3 separate regions of the Homo sapiens genome follow, and all the other regions are linked to region 3. A link is a contact called in ENCODE Hi-C or POLR2A ChIA-PET data. All regions are on one chromosome and are shown on one strand. Each heading gives the region's core, a stretch centred on a gene start or an enhancer-like site at or near the end of the contact. The rest is flanking DNA. Distances are from core to core; before and after follow the strand shown.

What was found. A loop is a pair of places that touch in the nucleus more often than their neighbours do. ChIA-PET counts read pairs that join two places held with the same protein, here RNA polymerase II (POLR2A). Pooled maps may share reads with other maps.
Region 1: a map of naive thymus-derived CD4-positive, alpha-beta T cell shows a loop between it and region 3 (6-fold over the local background). The contact joins the enhancer-like site here to the promoter of PSMD14 in region 3. A Hi-C loop is called at or near these places in 1 of 168 maps with a recorded cell type or tissue (naive thymus-derived CD4-positive, alpha-beta T cell), 1 of 37 single-sample maps with no recorded cell type and 6 of 50 pooled maps. POLR2A ChIA-PET finds 5 or more read pairs at or near these places in 1 of 52 experiments (activated T-cell).
Region 2: a map of naive thymus-derived CD4-positive, alpha-beta T cell shows a loop between it and region 3 (2.9-fold over the local background). The contact joins the enhancer-like site here to the promoter of PSMD14 in region 3. A Hi-C loop is called at or near these places in 1 of 168 maps with a recorded cell type or tissue (naive thymus-derived CD4-positive, alpha-beta T cell) and 9 of 50 pooled maps.

Annotation. Positions count from the first base shown.
Region 1 is chr2:160,409,119-160,412,612 of GRCh38, reverse strand. The region is part of intron 1 of RBMS1 (RNA binding motif single stranded interacting protein 1); the gene reads left to right. Among named protein-coding and RNA genes, the nearest start is that of MIR4785, 3.0 kb to the right of the region's middle. Within about 2 kb of position 1,297, at least 11 of the 41 ENCODE cell types and tissues checked have a DNase peak (open chromatin) inside an H3K27ac peak, as active enhancers do.
Region 2 is chr2:162,125,060-162,128,533 of GRCh38, reverse strand. The region is part of intron 1 of LOC101929532 (a long non-coding RNA gene); the gene reads right to left. Among named protein-coding and RNA genes, the nearest start is that of GCG, 25 kb to the left of the region's middle. Within about 2 kb of position 2,178, at least 2 of the 41 ENCODE cell types and tissues checked have a DNase peak (open chromatin) inside an H3K27ac peak, as active enhancers do.
Region 3 is chr2:161,306,895-161,310,423 of GRCh38, reverse strand. PSMD14 (proteasome 26S subunit, non-ATPase 14) reads right to left here and starts at 1,999. Exons shown (of 12, transcript NM_005805.6): 1 at 1,820-1,999. RefSeq lists an enhancer at 1,672-2,131.

The DNA.
Region 1 (3,494 bases), core at 48-2,547, 900 kb after region 3:
GTACAGCAAGCAATTTGGGCGCTCTATGGTTTACAAGTACTCACCTAGGAATTGAAGCATCATCATCTATAAGGCTTTTTTTGAGATGCGGCGTTACAGAGTTTTAGAGAGCATAAGACTTAGTAAATCTTTTAACCCTAGCCAGGTCTAGATTTTAATCCTAGTTTGCTACTTGCTTACTAGCTTTGTGGATAGGTCACCCAGCCTTAACTTTTTTTCTTTCATCTGTACATTGAGGCTTATAACCCTTCCAACCTCAAAGGTTGTTGTGAAAGTTAAATGAGACGTGAAAGGTTTAAAAATGAAACTTTCATTTTAAAATTGTTGCTTTGGGACAAATGTCTTTCAAATTCAATTCTCTAATTTCAGGTATATGAGCTCTTTTAAGTGGCAGAAGGCATTATTACCTATGTGTGTCATCTCCTATTTTAGATTGCAGGCTTCTGCATGTACTGGTGGCTGCATCCTTATTATTCTAGTTGGTATACACCTCCTGGCTTATGAGAGTGATCTCTGATACTGCTCACAGTCTTCCAATTCATTCAAAAATGGCTCTTCTCCAACACCTAACTTCTTTAAAGGAAACTGGACAAAAACAGATGAAGAAAAACTTCAGTGCACCTAGGCTCTTGAAACAGACCTTTTTTTAGACTTTCGTTTTCCTTTTAAAGTTAAATCTGCAGTATACACAACCTTAGAAAGAATATTCATTCAGCCATTTAACAGTTTTTTACAAAAATGCCCTCCCCTTGCCTAAATTTGCTTGTGCTTAATTCCTGCTGTACCCTTGCTCCTGTTCTTTGATGTTCAGCATCAGTTATTTGCACAGTGCAACCATTTAAATCTAGGCATCACCATGATAAAACCTGGAAAAAAATAACAACAACTGCCATTTACTGAGTTTGACACTTTTGTCCATGTACTGTACTTAAGACAATTTTGTGAGGAGTCTGGCACTCAAGAGAGGTTAGCAAACTTGCCCAGAGCACAAGTGGGAAGCTGAAATATGGACCCAGATCTGCTTGGTTCTGCTTTAATTCTGTTCCTTGGATTGCAAAGTCCAGATTCCTTTAAGCTTTCTGAAGAAGGGTGTTTTAAGTACACATGTGGAGGGGCTGTTGTAAGTCTTAAGAGCCAAAGCAGCTCTAGGGACTGCAGCCCCCTCCATCATTTCATGGCCAAATGCTCACCCACTCCTGGCATGCTCTACTCTCTGCCCGCTGCCAGTAAGCTTCCTGTTTACTCATAGTTTCTGCTTCCTCATAACCTTGGCTTGCATATGGTTTTGGCTTGTTGTGGCCTCAACTCTACCCCTGGCACTCTTATAGTTGCTGGCCCCTTAGTAACTGGTTCAGCCATTGAAGTTTTCAGAATCAAATCCCCAAGGGTGAGAATTGGATTGGTCCTGCTCATTTTTTCAGTCCCAGCCAGGTCATAGGTCACTGGCCTGTCAGTTGCCCTTGGATCAGATTCCCACAGCTTCTTTACCTACCAGCTGAGTGAGGTGAGGGAGGAAGACATAGGACAGCCCAGGCAGCAAAGTCTGTTTCCCTTGAAAGAGGATGAGCATTGGTGAGGTGCGGTGGCTCAGGCCTGTAATCCCAGAACTTTGGGAGGCCGAGATGGGCGGATCACGAGGTCAAGAGATCGAGACCATCCTGGCCAACATGGTGAAACATCATCTCTACTAAAAATACAAAAATTAGACAGGCGTGGTGGCACACGCCTGTAGTCCCAGCTACTCGGGAGGCTGAGGCAGAAGAATCGCTGGAACCCGAGAGGCAGAGGTTGCAGTGAGCTGAGATCGCGCCACTGCACTGCAGCCTGGTAACAGAGCGAGACTTCGTCTCAAAAAAAAAAGAGGATGAGCATCTCTAGGACAGGTTCTTCCAAAGCCCCGTTTTTACCATGATAACTTGCAGTCTCTCTGGACTGTTTTCTTACTTTCTATGTGTTAGAACATATTTGTTTCAAAGGTCGAGGAACTTTTTCAGATGAACCTCACCAGGATCTGTCCCTGTAATCACTCTTACAACTAAGCACTTATGAATAATCTATAATTGAGTGTGTATGTTATATACAGGGTCTCATAGTTATGTTTTTTTTTCTTACGTTGCATTCTTTGTGTTTGAGTGACTTCATTACATTTTAGATTTTGTTGAGGGTAGACAATCTATCTTATCTCTTTGTAATGCTTTACTTAAGAACACAGTACCTAGTTAAGTTTGGAACTTTTGAACCCCGGTGGACATTGTTTTTTTAAAACATATATGCCTTATATTCTCTCCTTTTATGTCATTCACCATTATAGAACATACATTTTGTTGGCTTTTAGATATCCTTCTCTAGTCTTAGAGTCTTTTAATTTTTTTTTTTTTTTTTTTTTTTTTTGAGACGGGGTCTCACTCTGTCACCCAGACTGGGGTGCAGCGGCGTGATCTCGGCTCACTGCAAGCTCCGCCTCCTGGGTTCACGCCATTCTCCTGCCTCAGCCTCCTGAGTAGCTGGGACTACAGGCGCCCGCCACTATGCCCGGCTAATTTTTTGTATTTTTAGTAGAGACGGGGTTTCACCGTGTTAGCCTGGATGGTCTCGAGACCTCGTGATCCGCCCGCCTCAGCCTACCAAAGTGCTGGGATTACAGGCGTGAGCCACCGTGCCCGGCCAGAGTCTTTTTAACATTCTTTTAGTATTCTTAGTATATCTTAGTATTTAGTATTAGAATTCTTTTAGTTTTCTAATTTAAATTTCATCATCACTTAAAAACTTTTCTTATCCCCATAAAACTATTGCAGAGTGTATCCAATCAAATTTTAGCATTCTGGATTGCACAGCATCCAAAATATCATGACCTTAGAGTACAGCCATAGAAAAATTAATCTATTCTCTTCTTTTGTGGTTTACATTGTGGTTTCCTAAGAGACCACTCTTGACAACTGAGGTTGTACAGGGAATTTTTTCCATAGATGCACAGACGACAGGTCTGAGCTGCTGGGGTGTTGAGCAGTAAGTTCTCAGAGAAAGGCACCTATGACTTGAACATTCTGATGAATGTTTTCTATTTTATACTTGTGCTTGATAACTTGCAGTAAAGGGTCCTAGTGAGAGGAGACAGCAAAAGGGAAGTCAAAACAGTTGTCTTATGCATGGAGTAGCAGAAAATAGTTCCACCAGATACACCAATTTTCAATGAATGCTCATTATACTGTGTTTGATACTTAATCACTTTAAAGGACAGATTTTTACGTAAATTTTGTCTGGCAAGTTCTTACTCGTCCATTGTGCACCTAGCACTGTGCCCAGAATAAGTTACTTTGCTTTTTTTTTTTTTTAATGAAAAGAATCAGGAATTACATGTGTGTTTTATACGGTTATTTATAATAGGTGAGGCTTTCCAGTTATCTGGCTGGAGAATGTTGGAAGAGCCTGAGTATGGAAGAGGTTCACTAAGTCACCAGCAGGATATCTAGGATGAATATTTTTTCCAGTTCCTT
Region 2 (3,474 bases), core at 929-3,428, 820 kb before region 3:
ATTTATATATCAGGGACATAGGTGAAGCAGTGTGGTTGGAAGAGAGGCAGAAATTGAAGCTGTATCTGCATAGTGTTTACTATGATACTAAGAAAATGTACTAATTGTTCAGTAAAAAGGGAGAGGGAGAGGACTAGTTAGCAGAACCAAGGGATAGTTGTTGGCTGATTAAATATTTGCTGGTCAGTTTAAAATGAGATGACTTGAAAACAAATGTATATATCCTCCCAGCCTCAGCAGACCACATGGAAAGCGTAGCTGGAAAAGGTTAGTATTAAAAATAAAGTTGCACTCTCCTCTCTTCCAAACAGAGAGAACCGAGAAAAGGAAGAGGATCATGGAAGTAAAATAGCATCCCTCCTTGTCTCACATGTCAAATTATGTAGGCAACAGAATTCAACTGAAGAATGACACGATGTCAGAAACTTTCATAGGACAGAAGAATTTAAAGCATACTTTGCTGAAAACTAATTCAGAAGTTTTGCTCCTTAGAAATGATATTTCCCCAGGGAAAGTATAGGTTCCTGCCAAGACAGAGAGAGCTTTTGCTTTCCCAACTAATGTTTTTGAGTGATCCCTCTCACTTTTCAACAATTATAATTTTGGTTTGGGTGTTTGAAATCATTTCAATCTGACATCTGGAATAATTACATAGCATTTCTAGGAAACCAGCTTTTTTTTCCCAAGAAAATTACATATAGTAACACATCTTCCTTGAAAATTCAATGCTTCAGATTCTTCACAATTTTGTACTCCACTAGAGAAAGTGAGCACAGCACAGTGGCAGGTCATCATGGTAGAGAGAGGATAGACTTTAAAATCAAGCAGGCTGGAGCTTGACTGTCAGCTCCATTAGCAACTAGCTGCACTGCTGCACTGCTCCAAGCCCCAGTAAAATGGGGCTCCGATAATAATCTCTGCCTTGTGGTTTTGTTGTCACGCTTAAGTGAGATAGCACATTCCAAGCTCAAATATGTGGTACATAGAACCTGTTCAATAAATGGAATCCTCTAGTACATAAATTACTTTAAAACAGTTGATAAGAAGTTAAGGTTATCAATAGTCTAGTAAATAACCACTCATTTTGATGTGGCTTTGGATGATGAGAACACAGTATCAAGAAACCTCTATAAATCAAAAAATGCTCTGTTGAATAAGACCATGACGTTCAAGACAAGCACAGATTATTATATTAGTAAATTGTATGTTTCTTATTGCTGCTGTAACAAATCACCACAAACTTAGCTGCTTAAAACAACACAAATGTATTGCTTTACATCTCCGCAAATCAGAAGCCCAAACAGGTTTCAATGAGCTACTATCAAGGTGTGGGCAGGTCAGGGCCATGCTTCTCCATGGGAGTTCCAGGGGAAAGTCCGTTTCCTTGCCTTTTCCAGCTCCTGCGGCTGCATTGCTTGGCTTGTGGCTCCTTCCTCCATCCTCAAAGCCCATCACTCTCATCTCTGCGGCCATCTTTTCTCTCCTACCCAGATCCTCCGGGCCTCTGTTTGATAAGGACCCCTGTGATTACATTGGGCCCACCTGAATAATTCTGGATACTCTCCCCATCTCAAGGTCCTTACTCATATCTGCAAAGTCCCTTTTGCCAGGCAAGGTAACATATTCACAGTCCTGGGGACCAGGACACGGACATCTTTGGGGTGGGGGAGCATTACTCAGTCTATCAAAAAAACAAAGGCGAATTACACAGATATGACATGTAGAAAGTAGCAGTTTGACAGTAAAAGGCTTGAAGTTTATTGTGGAACCTAATCTACACCACAAACAAAAAGGAAGTGCTGTGATCTAAACAGCAAATATGATACTGGAGTAAGAAAAGATGAAAGCTTTGCTGTTTATTTACAGCTGATTAGGACTTGAGGAGAGCTGCTATTACTAGTTTTATATAATGAGCTATGGGACAGACTCTAAGGAGAAAAAGTATAAATTACAAAAGTAATTGAGGAGGAAAAAAATAAGTCTTCTGAAAAAAATTAAGGAATTGCAACTGCATAGCTTGGGAGGGGAAAAATAGCATAAATCCTAATAATTAATTGCTAGGGTACAGGTGTGGGCCAGAGATAATTAGCAGGAAAGGTTGATCATGTGTTCTCCATGTTCACAGAGAGCTGACAAAAAGAGGAAATGAGCCAAACTGCAGTGAGGAGCTGGGCTTTTAAAAAAGGAAGTTCTTGACCATGAAGATCAGACTACCAAGGGAAGCTGTGTAATCTCCATCCTTAAAGAGCTTTAAAAATAGTATAAACAGCCATCTGCACAAGATGATTTATGCATTGACCTTCAGGAGGCGGGCCCAGATCATCTCATGAAGTCCCTTCCAAGTGTGGGATTCTATGATTTAATCAGTATGTGATTTTTCTCAGCTCTACATTTTGTGAGATAACCAGCAGATGGAAGCCACAAATTCCCCAACATCATACCAAAATCATGGTTCCTCACACTGGTAGGGCCCAGTCAAGCTTGCCAAATTGGCATCCGTTGTAAAAATCATTGAAGGACCCACCTCAAACATTTATTTATCTCCTTGTGGGTGTCTGGACCACCCATGTCCACAAAATGCAGATAATCTTTATATCGATTCATGTGCATTTCGCTCTGATTTAGCATAAGAGAAAGTTGCATACATTAAAAGCATTTGTCTGGTTGTGAAGCCTGAGACAGCAGCTCTCAAAAATATTATTAGAGATTTACAGACCCTAGTCTAAGCAGAAATGAGGCTGATTGGACACTTTCCTGAAAAAAAGTTTACAGCACACTTGGGCCTCAGTTGTTCTCACTTAGATAAGAGACATGGTTCTCTGTATATATTCGTTTGTTTATTGAACAAATATTTGGGCGCAAACTGTATTCTAGGTAAAGTATAAAGCATTGGGGCGGGGGGTACAACAGTGAGGCAAATACTGTTCTTCCCTCACAGAGCTTAGTGTCTCCTCCAAATAAACAGGCCATTTTGATGCCAAGCAATAAAAGCTACAACACAGTTACGAACAAGGTGCTATGGGATAGCATATGAAGAGCAAACAACCCAGTCTTAGGGGTCCTAAGAGGACTTTGGGAGGAAATAATGCCTAAGCTGGGATCTGAAGGATGATTCAGTGCTTCTGGGGGAGGAAGAGTGGTGGAGAAGTATTTCATGGAGAGGGAACGGTGTGGTGAGAAGCTGGTAGAATGCAGCAGTGTGGAAAGTGAGAAGCATTGGAATGTGGCTGGAGCATGGAGGACAGACAGGGAGGAGGGAGGGGGGCTGGGAGAAGGGAGAAAGCAAGGGCAAGTCAGAGATGAGGCTTCAGAGGTCATGAGAGGCCTCAAAAGCCATGCTAAAGAATTTGCACTTGATGTGCAGGTAATGAGCAGCTGTTGAATGATACAGATCAGATTTGTCCTTTCAAAATATTTATTAGCACACTTTTAAATGTAGAGGACAGAAAAACATTTACATTTGCTTCAGCAAAA
Region 3 (3,529 bases), core at 750-3,249:
CTTTCACAGGTGGACACTGAATTATTAAATGAACGTTACTACAAAATTGAAAATTAAAAAAGCACAGTTGCTTCTTGTTACTGAAATAAGAGGACTAGATTAATCTCTTCCACTTCTAAGATAATAACAATAACAACAGCAATAATATTTATTGACTTTCATACATATGGTTCACAAACTATATATTAACAAGCACATGGTTTACATGGCCAGTATGAAAATAAGATGAACCCATGTCAAACAGATTAAAATTCAGCTTTTTCTCTTTTTTTTGAGACAAAGTCTCACTCTGTTGCCCAAGCTGGAGTGCAGTTGCGCGATCTTGGCTCACTGCAACCTCCACCTCCCAGGTTCCACCTCCAGCCTCCTGAGGTAGCTGGGAATACAGGCACGTGCCACCATGCCCGGCTGATTTTTTTATACTTTTAGTAGAGACGGGTTTTCACTATGTTAGCCAGGCTAGTCTTGGCCAGGCTGGATCATCTCATGATCTGCCCACCTCAGCCTCCCAAAGTGCTGGGATTACAGGTGTGAGCCACCGCACCCGGCCTAAATTAAAATGGCAATGTATTATTTACCAAGCACTTTAGGCTGAAAAAAAAACAAAAAACCAAAAACTCCCAAAGTCAACAGGTGAAGCATCAATAAAAGATCATCACTTGAAAACTTTCTTCCCTTGGCAAGATTTAGGGACAAATTCAAGACAACATTTAGCCTTTTTCACTAAATAGCACTTCACTAAACACACCTTAACTGTAGTTAATTCAGAACCACTATATATCTTAACCTCTAAACTTCAAATGAGTCAGCTGGTAGGTAGCCTTACGTGACAGGAAGGCCACCATTATATTAATCATCTCCACTAAAACTGTGTTCATGTTTTTGTTATTTCTACAGTATCAGTGCATGTCTTGCTGCTTTTCTCAAACACATTAAGTCAGAAGCACTAAAAAAACACTTGTGACCAGTGGAACAAAATCACTTTCACACTATAACTCTATTTTATGCTCATTTTTAAACCCTTTCCCCTGCCTTTCCATAATATTTTATCAACTTATATTACCATTTATTTTCTCGAGAATTTTTCCTTCAGTCACTAGGTTTATAGACTCAAAAGTTTACATTCTTTTTCTTTTGACAGACACAGAGCTACATCCCCAGGAAAATTAAGTTGCAAGATGTAACATACGGTAGCAGATTTCTACTTTACTTAAAACGAGAAATGTAATCAATTTACCAACAATTACTCAATTAGTATGATATTGAAAGTAAGTTAACAGCCATAGTAGCACACTTTGTTTTTAAGATATTCAAGGTCCAAAAGCAGTGTATCTGCAGGACTTTTGTTTACTTTTTGGAGGGAGCTGAAAACCTAACACTAACAGAAAAAGGGTTAAGGCTTACAGGAAGGACAAGAGATAAAACAAACGTATTCAATGGGAAAGTTAATTCTACTCTCTCTCCCTTGTTTTCCCGGTCTGCTTTGAAAAACTTCAAAGCAGACCGGTTAACAACTATGGATAGAGCACAGACAAACAGGCCATAAACAAGGATTCTCTCTATATAGATGGAAGAGGTTCCCATGATGTGAATTCGGCCAAACAGAAAAGAATGGAGAAAGGAGGCGACATCCAGACCTGACCCTGCCAGAGAGCCCTGAGAGCAGGCGAAGAGAATGAAGGAGGCCGGGCTCCTCCCTCGCGGCCCAGGCCTCCTGTGGCAACTCAGCTGGGCAACGTGACTCAGGAAAGCACGGGGCTGGCGGCGGCCTAGCACGGCTGCCTCCCCAGACCTCCCAGGCCTGCCTTCTGGGTCTTACCTGAAGACGGGCGGGAGCCGGATGCCGCGATATGGACCCTTGTCTTGCCTCTGTGGTGACGCGAAGACAGAGGCAACAGCAGCAGCGGCGCACACCCGACGCGGCTCTGTCTGCAAACCGGCGATGAATCAGCCCGATTCCATTCAAAAGAGTTGCCCGGGCCTCCGCCGCGAAGCACTTCCGGGTTCACTAGTTTGCTTCGGCTTCCGTTCCCCGACGGCCAATTGGAGACGACGGAGAGTCAAGCGGATGTCCAGGAGGAGCTCTTGGGACAGACGGCGCGGGCGGCCCGGCGTCTCCTGTCTCTGGCAGGACTGTGAGGCGGCACTTAGCGCCCTGGTCGCTCGCGCCCCGCCGACGCCTCCTTTTTCTCTCCCTACCTCTGCGCTCTGCGGCCGCCGCTGAGATCTGGGACGGCGGCACATCCAGCCCGGGAGACGACTGGCTAGGAAATAGAACTGTTAGTATTTTGAAGCCCAGATCCCCTTTCGTTTTGGTGTTCACTACTATTATTGCCCTCCTCAAAAACTAAAAGGTTCATTTGAGCTAGATTTAACTTGGTTATCTGAGAAGAAAATTTTTTTAAAAGAGGGGGGATGGTGTGATTAGAGGGGACCGGTAAGACGCCCTTTTCTGTAAGTCCGCTTTATCCACCTCTTGTCATTATTGCTTTGCAAGGATTGGATTTCAGGGAAAACTAAGGTTTCCCAAATGTTCAAACCACCTATTTTAAGCCGAGTTTAGTTTACAGGGTTTAAAGAGTCATTTATTCACATTTCTCCATGTAATTATCGGCAATCACATTTTACTCATGATCTACTTTGTGCTAGGCTTTCAAAAAGCAAAGTTGCAGAAGATATACTTGACAAGTTGATATTACACTCTAGGTCTAGGTACAGTCTCTGTTTAAGGCAGCTTGTTTGCCACGTTCCTGTCACTTTCTCAAATATGTTCCAAATAACAAGCATCTTTAAAGCATTCCTAAATCGAGAATGGTGATGAATCTACTGGACAGAGGGTGAGGAAAGATTACAGCGCCTGGATCCAAACTGTGATTTGAGTAGCACAATTGCTTTAAGATATTAATACCTTTAAAAACACAAAGATTATTTTACTCATAGGTAATATTTGGATCCACATCTTTATGCTTCCCCCCCAAACCTATGCCTCTCTATTCATTTTTTATGGGAGGAGGGGGTGAGTAGCCCCGTCCTCCAAATAATTTTCCTAATCAGAAACTTAAGAGTATGAACACTTGCCTCTTTTTCATCTCTCCCCACTGTAGAAACCATGAAATGTGTAATCTCCATAACAGCTTTTCCAATCCACCACTTCCCCTTCTAAATACTCCCCACTTTGGCCTTAACTCAGACCTTCCTCACTTCTTTTTTATTTTATTTTATTTTATATGTATTTATTTATTAATGCATTTTTGAGTTAGGGTCTTGCTTTGTCACGCAGGCTGGAGTGCAGTGGCGCCATCTGGGCTCACTGCAACATCCCGTCCCCGGGCTCAGGCAACCCTCCCACTTCAGCCTCCTAGGTAGCTAGGGCTACAGGCGCTTGCCACCATGCCCAGTTAATTTTTATTTATGTTTTTATTTATTTTATTTTTTTAGTAGAGACAGGATTTCACCATGTTCCCCAGGCTACTTTTTTAGAATGCTCTTTGATCTTTCCGCCTTCGGTCTGATTCCTTTTAATCCATTC